Linked DNA regions of Homo sapiens: region 1 is linked to region 2. The links are chromatin contacts, found by Hi-C or POLR2A ChIA-PET in ENCODE. All regions are on one chromosome and are shown on one strand. The core of a region is the stretch at or near the end of the contact, and the rest is flanking DNA. Distances in the headings are between cores, read along the strand shown. Region 1 overlaps TBC1D15 (TBC1 domain family member 15). Region 2 overlaps RAB21 (RAB21, member RAS oncogene family).

Evidence for each region. A loop is a pair of places that touch in the nucleus more often than their neighbours do. ChIA-PET counts read pairs that join two places held with the same protein, here RNA polymerase II (POLR2A). Pooled maps may share reads with other maps.
Region 1: a pooled map shows a loop between it and region 2 (2.5-fold over the local background). The contact joins two enhancer-like sites. A Hi-C loop is called at or near these places in 1 of 168 maps with a recorded cell type or tissue (A673) and 3 of 50 pooled maps. POLR2A ChIA-PET finds 5 or more read pairs at or near these places in 3 of 52 experiments (CD8-positive, alpha-beta T cell, OCI-LY7 and T-cell).

Annotation. Positions count from the first base shown.
Region 1 is chr12:71,868,219-71,875,701 of GRCh38, forward strand. It overlaps TBC1D15 (TBC1 domain family member 15), which reads left to right. Exons shown (of 17, transcript NM_001146213.3): 2 at 3,852-3,950; 3 at 4,711-4,785. Among named protein-coding and RNA genes, the nearest start is that of TBC1D15, 32 kb to the left of the region's middle. Within about 2 kb of position 2,399, at least 4 of the 41 ENCODE cell types and tissues checked have a DNase peak (open chromatin) inside an H3K27ac peak, as active enhancers do.
Region 2 is chr12:71,778,452-71,785,041 of GRCh38, forward strand. It overlaps RAB21 (RAB21, member RAS oncogene family), which reads left to right. Exons shown (of 7, transcript NM_014999.4): 5 at 3,580-3,634; 6 at 4,119-4,207. Among named protein-coding and RNA genes, the nearest start is that of RAB21, 27 kb to the left of the region's middle. Within about 2 kb of position 1,965, at least 4 of the 41 ENCODE cell types and tissues checked have a DNase peak (open chromatin) inside an H3K27ac peak, as active enhancers do.

The DNA.
Region 1 (7,483 bases), core at 1,149-3,648, 90 kb after region 2:
ACAGAATGAGTGCAGCTTTGACTTTTTTTTTTTTTTTTTTTTCTCGAGACGGAGTCTCGCTCTGTCTCCCAGGCTTGAGTGCGGTAGCACGATCTCGGCTCACCGCAAGCTCTGCATCCTGGGTTCACTCCATTCTCCTGCCTCAGCCTCCCGAGTAGCTGGGACTACAGGCACCCGCCACCATGCCCGGATAATTTTTTCTATTTTTTAGTAGAGACGAGGTTTCACCGTGTTAGCCAGGACGGTCTCGATCTCCTGACCTCGTGATCCACCCACCTCGGCCTCCCAAAGTGCTGGGATTACAGGTGTGAGCCACTGTGCCCGGCCAGCTTTGACTTTTTTGTAAGGTGTCTGTCACTTTAATTCTTATTATTTCCCCAGCTAAACTACTTAGGAAACTCTTTCAACTTTTTCTTAAGTGAAAAAAAATAGGCAACACTTAACCAACAAATGTAAGAGGAAGAGTTGCTTAATGTGCCTAAATAAGGTAAAGTGTTTTATTTGATTGTATAGGGTTCACCTTGTTAAAGTTCTAGAATCTCTTTAGTGTTAATGGTATCATAGAACCTTAGATTGCATTGTTAATGATAGCAAGCTTTTCTTGCCAAATGAGTGTCTCTTTTTCCACTATGAGAGTTAGGAAGTTCCCGACTATTCTACTAGCTGAGTCTTACGTGAAAATATGCTGAAGTGTTATTTCTGAGTATGTCTCTGATCCATTTGTCACAAAAACTTGAGAATATTTTTTCTCAATATCTTTTTTAAAATAAATTTTATTATGTACATTTGAGGTTTACAACATATTATGGGATACATACAGATAGTAAAATGGTTACTGTAGTGAATTAGATGAACATATTTGTCATCTCACATAGTTACTTTTTTGTGACAACAGCAGCTAAAATCTACTTATTTAACTGGAGGATAGCATTATGCTATGTGAAATAAGCAGATACGGAAGGAAAAATAATTGTGGGATTTCACCTATATGTGGAATATGTATAATTAAAAAAACAACTCAGGGCTGGGTGCTGTGGCTCATGCCTGTAATCCCAGCACTTTGAGAGGCCAAGGTGGGCAGGTCACCTGAGGTCAGGAGTTTGAGACCAGCGTGGCCAACGTGGTGAAACCCCATCTCTACTAAAAACAGAAAAATTAGTCGGGCATGGTGGTGCATGCTTGTAATCCCAGCTACTCGGGAGGCTGAGGCAGGAGAATCACTTGAACCTGGGAGGCAGAGGTTGCAGTGAGCTGAAATTGTGCCACTGCACTCCAGCCTGGGCAACAGAGCAAAACTGTGTCTCAAAAACAAAACAAAACAAAACAAAACAAAACTCAAGTACAGAGAATTAAACAGTGGTTACCACTAGTCAGGGTTGCTAGGAAATGGAGAGATGTAGGTCAAAGGATAGAAAATAGATACATATGCTGAACAAGTCTAGAGATCTAATGTACAACATGCAGACTAAAGTTAATAAAATTGTATTGCAGAAGGTGGAGATTTTAAGGGATTTCTTTTCCATTTTTCATATCTTTTTTTGTGTTCCTAGGTATGAGCATCTGGTTCACCCTCCTGTTTGATAAACTGAAGTCTAGAAAATTTAGTTTATACTTCTGGACTTTCCTTTTTTCATGTTACTCTTTAAAATTATTTTTAAATATATGACTATATTTTCGCTTTGAAATATTCAAATAAGTCAGAGGCATTAACATAGAAAGTTAACAGTTCCTGTTTCAACCTTTTCTCATCCTACTCTCCTGAAGTAGTCTTTGTTAATACCTTAAAGTATCCTCCCAGAATTTGTTCTGTATATTTCACACAGATAGAAACTTCATAAAAGTGTAAATGTCAGCATACTATATATACATGATGATTTTTCTGTGTGCATTGTCTGTTTCCCCATCCATTTAATCTGCCTCATCCTATAACTCCAGAATAGTATCCCCCAAAGAATGGATATCCCAGGATATATTTGATAATTTTCCTATTTGTGAATATTTAGATGCATACCCTCCCTTTCCTCCTCCCCTTCTCCTCCTTCTCCTTCCTCTAACATTATAAATAATACTGCTGTGAATATTCTTATGCATATTTTTGTACATTTATCTGTAGGCTTTAAAATTTTTCATCTCTGTACAAACAGTATAGAATTATCTCCCACCCTTTCTCAGCTCATCCTATCCCCATGTAAGCTTCTGTTTATATGCTGGTCTGATGCTTAACAGCTATTTCAGGAAAGGCCATCTTACTTAGGTTTTTGAAATCAAAACTTCCTTGGTGATCTTAATTACTTAAAAGACTGTTTCCTGACATAAGTCCATATCACAGTTGATTAACATAACACATCCGAGAGAGGCAGTAAAAGTAATGTGGAACCTTTATAATGTAGTGGCTAAGAGCGCAGTTTTCTGTTGTCAGACTCCTTGGGTTTCAGTTTCATCACCACCGGTTATTATTTGCCTCATTTGGGCAGTTATTTCACCACTTTCAGTTGTCTTATTCACACAAATGGGCTTCTCATCCCAATGATGTAGTAGAATGTAGTTATATAATCTGTGATTTAGGGTGGTTGTAAGGATTAAGTTACAATATAAGGAGTTCCTAGTGTATAAGTGTTCCGTAAATGTTAGCTAAAAACAGGAAGATACATACCTATTTACATTTATGAATGAAGGAGTGATAGACTCTGATAGTGCTTGTCTTGCATTGCTGACCCATGATATTCTGAAGACTAATATTAATAAAAGGTCTACAGAAATAGAATAATATACACTATTGACCAGACTTATATATGTGAAAAGTTCTTAGGTCTAGAAGTGACTGTTTTTTACTTATTTTCATAATTAAAAAAATTTTTAAATGGTTTGAAATGGGTCTCAAGAATGGAATCTCAATTTATAACATTATGTCTATGAAAAATGAGGCTTAACCTTAAATGTTTAAACTTACTTAGGAGTTAACTTAAGTCTCCCCTATATTCCCATAGGAATTTATTCAAGGATTATGTCTTTATCATCTTCATGTACTTTTGGTCTTTTATGTGCTTTTTACATATAGAAGCACTCAGTTAATATTGTGAAATTGAGTTAGTGAGTCATTTCTAGGAGTCTCCATCACTACTCTGTTTATTTTTGTTCTCATCACTGCTCTTTAAAATTCCTGTATTATTTCCCGAATTTCTATGCCATGGTGTTTCAAAAACACGCCAAAATGATCTTACAGTAAAAATGTGCTATTATGGGAATAGTTAGAAAGGATTGATTCCTCATTGTGTTTCATTTGTTCTTATTCTTAGATATTTTCAAGTGCATTTTCAATTCGAGCTCAGTATTTTCCTTAATGCTCATGAAAAAAAAATACTTATTTTTTTGATTTTTTATAGAGATGAGTTCTTGCAGTATTGTCCAGGCTGGAGTGCAGTGGCTATTAACAGGTGCAGTCATAGCACCCTACAACCTTGAACTCCTGGGCTCAAGCCCAGCCTCCCAGGTAGTTGGGACTACTGGCATGTGCCACTGCATCTGGCAAAAAATATAAATTTTAGGTGGAATTTAAATATTGAGACTTGTTGCAATTAGTCTGACATCTTTGTTTAAGTAGAAGATCAAGATTGTGATTATCACGAATCTGATAAACTTTCATGCATTAACAAAGCAGAATTAATTCCAGTTTATGTTTGCTTGATTGAAGTGCTGTTAACTCTGAGAGGTATTTTTTTAAATAATACATTTATATATGAAATAATCAGAAACTTGGCCAAGTATGATAAGAAAATATATCTTAATATTTTAACATGTTAAAATAGTACTCAATAGAAATTATGTGACTAACTTTATTTTTGCTGTTTTAGATTATATATGAACAAGAAGGAGTATATATTCACTCATCTTGTGGAAAGACCAATGACCAAGACGGCTTGATTTCAGGAATATTACGTGTTTTAGAAAAGGTAAGTTTCTAGTAAATGATTTTATTTAATAATAGTTTATGGTAGTGATTCATCTTTGGAGAATTATCAGAAAGTTTGAATTTCATGTGTAAGATACAATTATGTAATTGAACAGTAATTGTAAATTTAACACCGAAATGATGTAATAGTCAAACACACGCTCCTTGACTTATGATGGGGTTATGTCTTGATAAACCCATCATAAATTGAAGATATTGTTTATCAAAAATGCATTTAATACACCTAACTTACTGGACATCATAGCTTAATTTCCTTAAACGTGCTTAGAACACTTACATTAGCCTACAGTTGGGCAAAATTATCTAACATAAAGCCTGTTTTATAATCAAGTGTTGATTATCTCATGTAATGAATTGAATACTGTGCTGAAAGTGAAAAACAGTGTTTCTGTGGTTACCTGAAGTATGATTTCTACTGCATGTGCATTGCTTTTACACCATCCTATTACAAAAAAATCCTGAGTCAAACCATCATGAGTCAGGGACCGTCTGTACTTTAGATAAAATGACATGGAATATTCTAAAACTTACGTAGAAGTTGTAGCAATATAAATTTTTCATGATGAAAAGTAGGCAGAATTTGAAAAATCTATGTAACATTTTTGATTTACATATGATGTTAGCATATTTAAAATGTAGATATTTAAGAGGCTGAAATTTTATTTTGGGTTCAGGGAATAAAATAATTAAGAATAACATATTGCTGAATATTAAATATAGTTCATAATTTCTTTCTCTAGGATGCCGAAGTAATAGTGGACTGGAGACCATTGGATGATGCATTAGATTCCTCTAGTATTCTCTATGCTAGAAAGGTATTTAAGAAAAAAATGTGTTACTAAGGGAATGCCATTTAAAAAATAACAGTATTATCCATATATAATTCACATACCATAAAATGCATCCTTTTAAAGCATACAATTCAGTGGTTTTTAGCATATTTACAGAGTTGTGCAGCCATCCACCAGTATCTAATTTTAGAACATTTTCATCACCCTCCAGAACTCTGTCAGCAGTTAACCCCTCATTTCACCTACTTTCAGTCACTGGCAATCACTAATCTACTTTCTGTCTCTAAGGATTTGCCTGTTCTAGACATTTCGTATAAATGGAGTCATGTAATAATGTAGTGTTTTTTTTTGTGACTGGCTTCGTTCACTTTGCATAAGGTTTTCAAGGTTCATCTGTGTTACATAGCATGTATGGTCCTTTTGTTTTTGATGAATAATATTGTGTATACCATTGTTTTGTCTAATAGTGTATATATCACAGTTTTATTCATCAATTGATGGACATTTGGGTTGTTTTCACTTTGGGGCTAATATATATAATGCTGCTGTGAGCATTCATGTGCAGGTTTTTTGTGTGAACATGTTTTTATTTCTCTTGAGTATATACCTAGGAGTAGAATTACTGGGTTTTATAATTGTGTGTTTAACATTTGGGGGAACTGCCACACTTTTTCAGAGCAGCTGCATCATTTTCTAATCCAGCAGTATATGAGGATTCCAATTTGTCTACATCCTCATCAACACTTGTTATTATCTTTTTAATTTTAGTAAACCTAGTGGATATGAAGTTCTATTTGTTTCCTAGGGCTACTGTAAACAAATCATCACAAACTGGGTGGCTTAGAACAGTCTTAATTTATTGTCTCTCAGTTCTGGAGACTAGAAGTCAGCAATCAAGGTATTAGCAGGATTGGTTTCTTCTGAGGGCTGTTAGGGAGAATCTGTTGCCTGTCTGCTAATTTCTAGTAGCCTCAGACATTCCTTGGTTTGTAGATGGTGTCCTCTGTGTGTTTTCACATCATCTTCCATTTGTTCATGTCTATCTGTCTGTTAATCCCCTTTTTATAAGGACATTAGTCATATTGGATTAGGGCCCATCCTGATAATCTCATTTTAACTTGATTACTTGTGTTAAGACCCTATTTCCATTAGGTTGGTGCAAAGGTAATTGAGGTCTTTGACATTGCTTTAATGGCAAACACCGCAATTACTTTTGCACCAGCCTAACAAATCGAGTCACGTTCTGAGGTAATGGGAGTTAGGATGTTAATTTATCTTTTTGGGAGGGGGCGGCACAATTCAAACCATAACTGAAGTTGTATGTCGTTGTGGTTTTAATTTATGTTTTCCTAATGACTAATGTTGTTGAACATCTTTTCATGGGATTATTGGCCATGTGGTGTATACACTGTCTTTTGGTATCTGTGGGGTATTGGTTCTATTTGATGTAGCATAGTACTTGGTGCACAGCAAATTCGAGTTTTACCTTTTGGAAGTTTGTGGAATTTTTTTTCCTGAATATTTTAGATTCCAGGTTTGAATCCACAGATACAGAACCCATGGCTATGGAGGGCCAACTGTATCTTCTTTGGAGAAATGCCTGTTCTAAATCTTTTGCCCATTTATTTATTTATATTTACTATTTTTTTTTTTTTTTTTTTGAGACGGAGTCTTGCTCTGTCGCCCAGGCTGGAGTGCAGTGGTGCGATCTCAGCTCATTGCAACCTCTACCTCCCAGGTTCAAACAATTCTCATGCCTCAGCCTTCCAAGTAGCTGGGATTACAGGTTCCTGCCACCATGCCCAGCTAAGTTTTGTATTTTTAGTAGAGATGGAGTTTCACCATGTTGGCCAGGCTAGTCTCGAACTCCTGACCTGAGGTGATCTGCCCGCCTCTGCCTCCCAAAGTGCTGAGATTACAGGCTTGAGCCACCGTGCCTGTCCTTGCCCATGTAGTTATATGTCTTTTCTTTTATTTTTGAGACAAGGTCTTGCTCTGTCGCCCAGGCTGGAGTGCATGGTGTGATCTCGGCTCACTGCAACCTCCGCCTCCTGGCCCAAGCGATCCATCCACCTCAGCCTCCCAAATAGCTGGAACTACAGGCGCATGCCACCATGCCCGGCTAATTTTTGTATTTTTTGTAGAGACAGGGTTTCAGCATGTTGGCTAGGCTGGTCTCAAACTCCTGAGCTCAAGCAGTCTGCCCGCCTTGGCCTCCCAAAGTGCTGGCATTACAGGGTAGTTACTTGTCTTTTTATTGTTGAGTTGTAAGAATTCTTTATATATTCTGGATATAAATTTCTCATCAGATGTGTAATTTGCGGACATTTTTTCCCGTATGGTGGACTGTTTTTTCACTTTCTTTTTGGTATGCTTTGAAGCACAAACGGTTTTAATTTTCATGAAGTCAAGTTTATCTATTTTTTTTCTTTTGTTGCCTGTGCTTTTGGCGTGTCATATCCAGGAAACCAGTACCTAACTCAGGATTATGAAGATGTACTGCTGTTCTTCTGAGTTTTATAGTTTTAGCTCTTATATTTAGATTGGTGATTTTTTTTTTCTTTCTTCCTCCCTTTCCCTACCTTCTCCTCGCTTCCACATCAAGTCTCCATCACCTGAGTAATGTACATTATACCCATTAAGTAATTTCTCATGTATGGTCCATTTTGAGTTAATTTTTGTGTATGATGTAAGATAAGGAATCATTTGAACAGATTTTTTT
Region 2 (6,590 bases), core at 715-3,214:
GTGCTTAGAGACCTTGAAACTTCCCAAAGTCACATAGTTTGTTAGAAGTAGACCTGGGATTTTAACTCAGATCTGCCTGCCACTTCAAGCCCATATCCTTAATAAACACTTCATTGCTTACTATGTGCCAGGCTTTGGGAATAGTGTAGTGAATAAGTAAACAAAATAGATACGGTTCTTGTCCTCCCAGAGTCTCTTGTGTGGAAAAAGAGAGGAAAACAAGCTACTATTATATGTTATAATAAATGCTATGGAAGGGAAATGCAGAATGGAGTGCTATGAGAGCACAAAAGCAAACAAACTAGATTTGGGGTGCAAGGGGGAGATAAGGGAACATTTCCTAGACCAAGTGTTGGATAAACTAAGTTAGCTAGATGAAGCCAGTAGGATGATGGTAGAGTGCGTTACCTGCAAGGCGTGGTGGCTCACCCCTGTAATCCCAGCACTTTGGGAGGCTGAAGCAGGCGGATCATTTGAGGTCAGGAGTAAGTTTGTATTACCTGTCATGGACTTTAATTGTCTTACAACAATATTGACTTTCCATTTGATCATTCACTGTGATGAATGTCATTAATATTAATAACTGTTCCTTATTGAGCATATAGTATATGCTAGGCCTTTTACATATATCTTATTTTCACATCAACCCTGCAAGGTTTGTTAGCGACACATGCGTACAGTGAGACTAACAGAGGTTAACTAATTTGTCCAAAATATTACAGTTATGGCCAGGCGTGGTGACTCTGGCCTTTAATCCGAGCATTTAGGGAGACCAAGGTGGGCAGACTGCTTGAGTCCAGGAGTTTGAGACCAGCCTAGCAACATGGCAAAACCCCATCTCTACAAAAAAATACAAAAATTAGCCAGATGCGGTGGTGTGTGCCTGTAGTCCCACTCGGGGCTGAGGCAGGAGAATCGCTTGAGCCCGGGAGGTGGAGGCTGCAGAGAGCCGTGTTCACGCCACTGCATTCCAACCTGAGTGACAGAGCAAGACCCTGTCTCAAAAAAAGGTAAAACAAAAAAAAAATTACAGTTATGGAGTAAGCAAGGACTTAAAAACAAGTTTTATCACATTTAAAAGCTTTCTGAAAGCTTCTTTCCACTGTGCCCCACAACCATTCAGTCTAAGCATAATATGATTCTAGTTCTATATCATTAGGCCATTTGCCCTTAGCAGTGGACATGCCCCTTCTATGTTCTTAATTCAAATATGTATTTTTAAGGAAGATCTGCTTAACTTAGAGGGTAGCTTTTTCCCTCCCTTTCCAATAGTGTCAGCCTATTTGTTTATGTTTTTAATTCTTTATAGTACTATACTTTTAAGTAGGTGCTTGCTTTGGTTATTGTCCTTGTTTTCAGGTGTTTTAAGCCTATCAGAAAGTTCCGTATGTAGCTGCACAGTAGTATTGAAGCAGATATGAGTCTCAAAGCCTTACTCCTTAGCTGTCTTGCTTTTGAAAAAATATAGAAACTAAAAGGGTTTTTGAGCTTTGGAAAGAGGTCAGTCACTAGCCAGTCAGGTTTCTGCAATGTATTCTGTGCTGTCAATCCATTGTGAACACTGATTATTCAAAGAAATAATAGTTATTTAGATTTAAAATATTTTAAGTTTAAAATAATAGGTTATTAAGATAGCTATTTATTAATGGCCTGATTTATTAAAATTAGTCATTTAAAATATTATCAAATAATAAAGCAGTGTCTGAATTATTTCTCCTAAATGTTCATTTGAGGCAGTAAGGTGATTGCCTGCTTTTCCTCTCTTCACTCTTTTTATAGGTATTGATGATATTGATGGAATTTGGAACATGAGCCATTAAATACCTAGAAAAAAATTCCATAGGGTTTTAGGTAATTGAAGCAAAATTAATATTGCTACTTTTAGTAGGAGACTATCTTATTTTGCCTTTGTGAGGCAGAATCTTTTTCCTGTTTGTTGGAGCCACTGGCCACCAGGTGGTGCTTTTTGCATTCTTTACAGAATAACACGACGGTTTTTCCTCTGGTTACTGTCAGACATTGTCATATTTAGCTAATTAAAATTTCCAATGACAAATATAATGTAGGAAGTTAGAACTAATATGAAACTTCTTGCTGTGGTAGATAGCTGTTCAAAGAAGGAAGAGTTTGTTACTGAATTTGTTGGTATCCACTGAGCTTTAGTGTTGTCTGCTTCCCTCTCTCTGATTCTTAGGCTATGGTGGCAGATAGTTTCTTGCAGTTGCCAGCAACTAGGTTCTCAGATTATTCGAGGTCCTCAGTATATAGAACCTTTGGACTTGTCCACCTCAGTGCTAAACATTTTATCTTTTATTGGGTGCTTATTTCAATGCCTTATCTGAAATTTATCTGAAATTGTCTCCTAGAATCTATATGGTTCCAAGAAAAAAAGTAACCTTATTTATAAGATTTCTCTTTTCTCCCTAAAAGCCATAGTAGAAGAATAAAAATGTTTGTTTGAAGTGTCCTTCCATAGGGTATTTTTCCTTATCGTTATCTACTGTTTTTATTACCTTTAGCACTCTGGGTGTCCAGCCAACTCATCTTAAGTTCAAGGAATCAGTATTTTGCAGTTTCTTCATTTTTGTTCTGATGGCTTTTTTTAAAAGTATAATCCCAGCTTGGTTCTGTTGTTTAAGGAGAGCTAAACTTATAATTTAAATCTGCATGATATACATATATTAAGTTTTAATAACTCACTAAAATTGTTTTTTAAACAAAGAATACAGTTTTTCCGGCCGGGCGCGGTGGCTCAAGCCTGTAATCCTAGCACTTTGGGAGGCCGAGGCAGGCGGATCACGAGGTCAGGAGTTCGAGACCATCCTGGCTAACACAGTGAAACCCCATCTCTACTAAAAATACAAAAAATTAGCCAGGCGTGGTGGCAGGCACCTGTAGTCCCAGCTACTCAGGAGGCTGAGGCAGGAGAATGGCGTGAACCCGGGAGGCGGAGCTTGCAGTGAGCCGAGATGGCGCCACTGCACTCCAGCCTGGGTGACAGAGCGAGACTCCGTCAAAAAAAAAAAAAAAGAGAATACAGTTTTTCCCCTTATGATTGTGGAGTACTTAAAAATCTGTACACTTTAATTTTTACTTTAACTGGTTTATATCATCCAGGAAACCAAAATACTTGTAGGATCCAAGAGGCTAGATTAATATATTTTAGTAAACACTAAGATAGCCATACTTATTGACCGGCTCTAAGTTAATGGGAACTGTAGAAAATTTTGCTCTTACTTTTGATCATTTACACTTGCCTAAGAATCATAGGTTTATCTCTAGGTCTCTGGTATCCCCCAAAATCAAAAAAGAGTGCCTGTCTCTTTGGAAAAGTTGTTTTCTTTGTCAGAGGCTGCAGATTCAGGAAAGGTATGAATTGAGTCATTTGAAGGAGGATGAGGCATGATCAACCCTCAGATCACAAGGCTTAACTTTATAATTTCAAGACATTAGAAGTCTGGTGGGGATTTGCATTATTTTTGCTGGTAATTAAAATGGCAATTTTATATTTAGAATTGGCTTAATTTTGTTATGAAAATAAATCAGTATAAAGATAAATATTTACTTTTTTCAAAATAGGTAATAAAATAGACTTGGAAAAGGAGAGACATGTTTCCATTCAAGAAGCAGAGTCGTAAGTACTGTGACCCTCCCATTCCCCATCACTCCCTAGTAGAAATCTTCCTCTTTATACGTTTTGCTTTACCATTTAGGTATTACTCAAATCTCTTAGCATGGATTGAGGTGTTGGATTCAGTGAAGCATGTTTACATGGTAATTTCTGGGCTTGTGGCAATAAAGCCCTTACTTCCCTTTTTGACTTCAGTGAAAAATACGAGTGATATAAAACAAAACTATCATGATCAAATAGGCAGTAAGCCAGAAAAACTTTTGAAGTATTTGAGTCCCAAATTAATCTATAAAAATTTCGAGGCTTGTTATATTTGTGTTATTTAAAATTTGATTTAATGTATAGAGAATTTAAATAGCTATATAAACTTAATTTCACTAAACTTGAGTAAATTAATATGTCACTAAAACTGTTACTATAAAAAAGCAGTTAAGACAAAATCATGAATAATATTTTACATCAATCACCGATGTTACTTTTTTTTAAGGTATGCAGAATCTGTGGGAGCAAAACATTATCATACTTCAGCCAAACAGAACAAAGGAATTGAGGAACTCTTTCTTGACCTTTGTAAAAGTAGGTATATTCAGATTTAGTTTGTTTAGAAATGGTTTTTGGTTTTTATTTTTTAAAAAATAGTATGTATTTTACACCAGTGTTACTTTTCAAAGAATTGGTTCTTTTTAAACTATTGACTATTGGTAGTATTTCTGAAGTGCTGTAACTATTTTTTTTAATGCTTAAATACCTACTTTAACCCTGTTTCAAGCAGTAATTAATGGTTATGAAATCATAAGTATGGTGTGGGCTAAATATATATTATAATATATGCATAAGTATTAAAAGTGGAAGGGGAATTTACATATTAAAACAGATTTAAGACCTGTAACAACCTCTTGCAATGAATGGACCTTATTTGGACACTGATTTGTCAAACTAGTGAAAAAGAGTGTTTGTGAAACAAGATATTTGATGATATTAAGATACTATTAATTTTTTAGGTGTGATTATGGTATTGTGGTTATGCTTTATAAAAGGAGTTCTTATCTTTTAAAGACACATTAAAATAATTTAGGAATAAAGTTATGGGTCTGAGATTTGACTCAAAATAATGGTAGGGATGCTTAGGGTTATTCATGAAATTGGGTGATGGATTTTCATTATGCTGTATTTTCTACTTTATGTTTGAAATTTTCCATATTAAAAAGTTTATAGTTTTAAAGAAAAAGGAAAATAAATTTATATATATTCTGAAAATCATTTCTTATATTACCAATAAAATGCATATCTGAGTTTATGGACTTTAGACTCTTTTGAGAATTTGATGAAATCATGGTTTTTCTCTCTAGAAAAGAATATTGATATGTGTGTGTGTGTGTACACACACACACACATTTTGGAATAAATTAGTTTTATAAAACCCTCAAGTCATTCATAATTCTTCTAAAATATTGATTATGTAAGTGATGTCCCCTGATCAGCAGCATCAATATCACTTGAAAATATGTCAGAAATGCAAATTCTTGGGCTCTCCAAGCCTGCCGAATCAGAATTTCTAGGGATGGTGCCCAGAATCTGTGTTTTAACAAACGCTTCATATGATTCCAATGCACACTAAAATATAAGAGCCAATGCTGTACATAACAACTTGGGGATCTTATTAAATGCATATTTTGATTTAATAGGTGTGGGATAGATTGAGGTCCTCATTTCTACAAGCACCCAAGTGGTGGTGATGCTAGTCATCAGGATATCCTCCTTCCTTACCTCCCTCCCTCCCTCCCTTCCTTCCTTCTGATAATGCTTTTAAATAACAATGCACTAAGTCAGTGGCTTACAAATGTTATAAATATCACATCTTCAAAACAATTTTTGCATGCTCCACATGTTTATTTAGAAATTATATAACATGTACAAGTACTAATATGTACATTTTAAAACATACCTAAAAAATAGAAATTTTGGAAAGTTAAAAATAAGTAGATATAGAATTTATAATGTTTTCTTATTTCCTCTTGTTGGATTGTCCCACATACCTCAAATTGTAAACCATTAATCAAGAGCAGTCTCTAATTTAAGAGCCCTTTTGTATTTTAAGGACACCCTCTTTTCTTCCTTCATCTTCTCAAATACGTGTTTTGTAAATACTTTCTCTCAGTCTGTGTTGTGTATTCCCATTTTTCTTACCTGTGTCTCTTAAAGTGCAGTTTTAAGTTTCAGTGAGGTCCAGTTTATCTATTTTTCTTTTATGATTCATGTTTTATGTCTTACATGAGAACTCTTTGTGTAAGCCAAAGTCACAAAAATTTTCTCCTATGAAGATTTTTCTCCTGTGTTTTCTTCTGGAAATTTTGTTTCATGTCTTACATTTAAGTGTATAATTCATTTTTCGTTGTTTTTTGCATAAGATGTTAAGGTGTGGGTTAAGGTTGATTTTTTTTTTTTACAATAGATGTCCAGTTCTATTAATACTACTGTTTTTTGAAAATATTCTTTCTTCATTGAATAACCTTGGCAACCATGTCAAAAATCAAGAGACCATATCTACGGGGTCTATTTCTGGACTGTGTTTTTTTGGTTCCACTGATCTATTTCTCCTATCATTGTCTCACTGTTTTGATTAGTGTAGCTTTATACTAGTTCTTGCAATCAGGTGGTGTGAGTCTTTCTGCTGTGTTCTTCGAAGTTCCCTCATCTTAAACTCCATTATTCTTCAAATATCGCTGTGGTCAGGGACAGTGGCTCACACCTATAAGCCCAGTGCTTTATGAGGCCAAGGCCATAGGATCACTTGAGCCCAGGAGTTTGAGACCAGCCTGGGCAACATAGTGAGACCCCCATCTCTAGCAAAAAAAAAAAACTCAGCCAGGCATGGTGTTGCATACCTGTAATTCCAGCTACTCAGGGACTGAGGCAGGAGGATCAACTGAGCCCAGGAGTTAGGGGCTGCAGTGAGTAA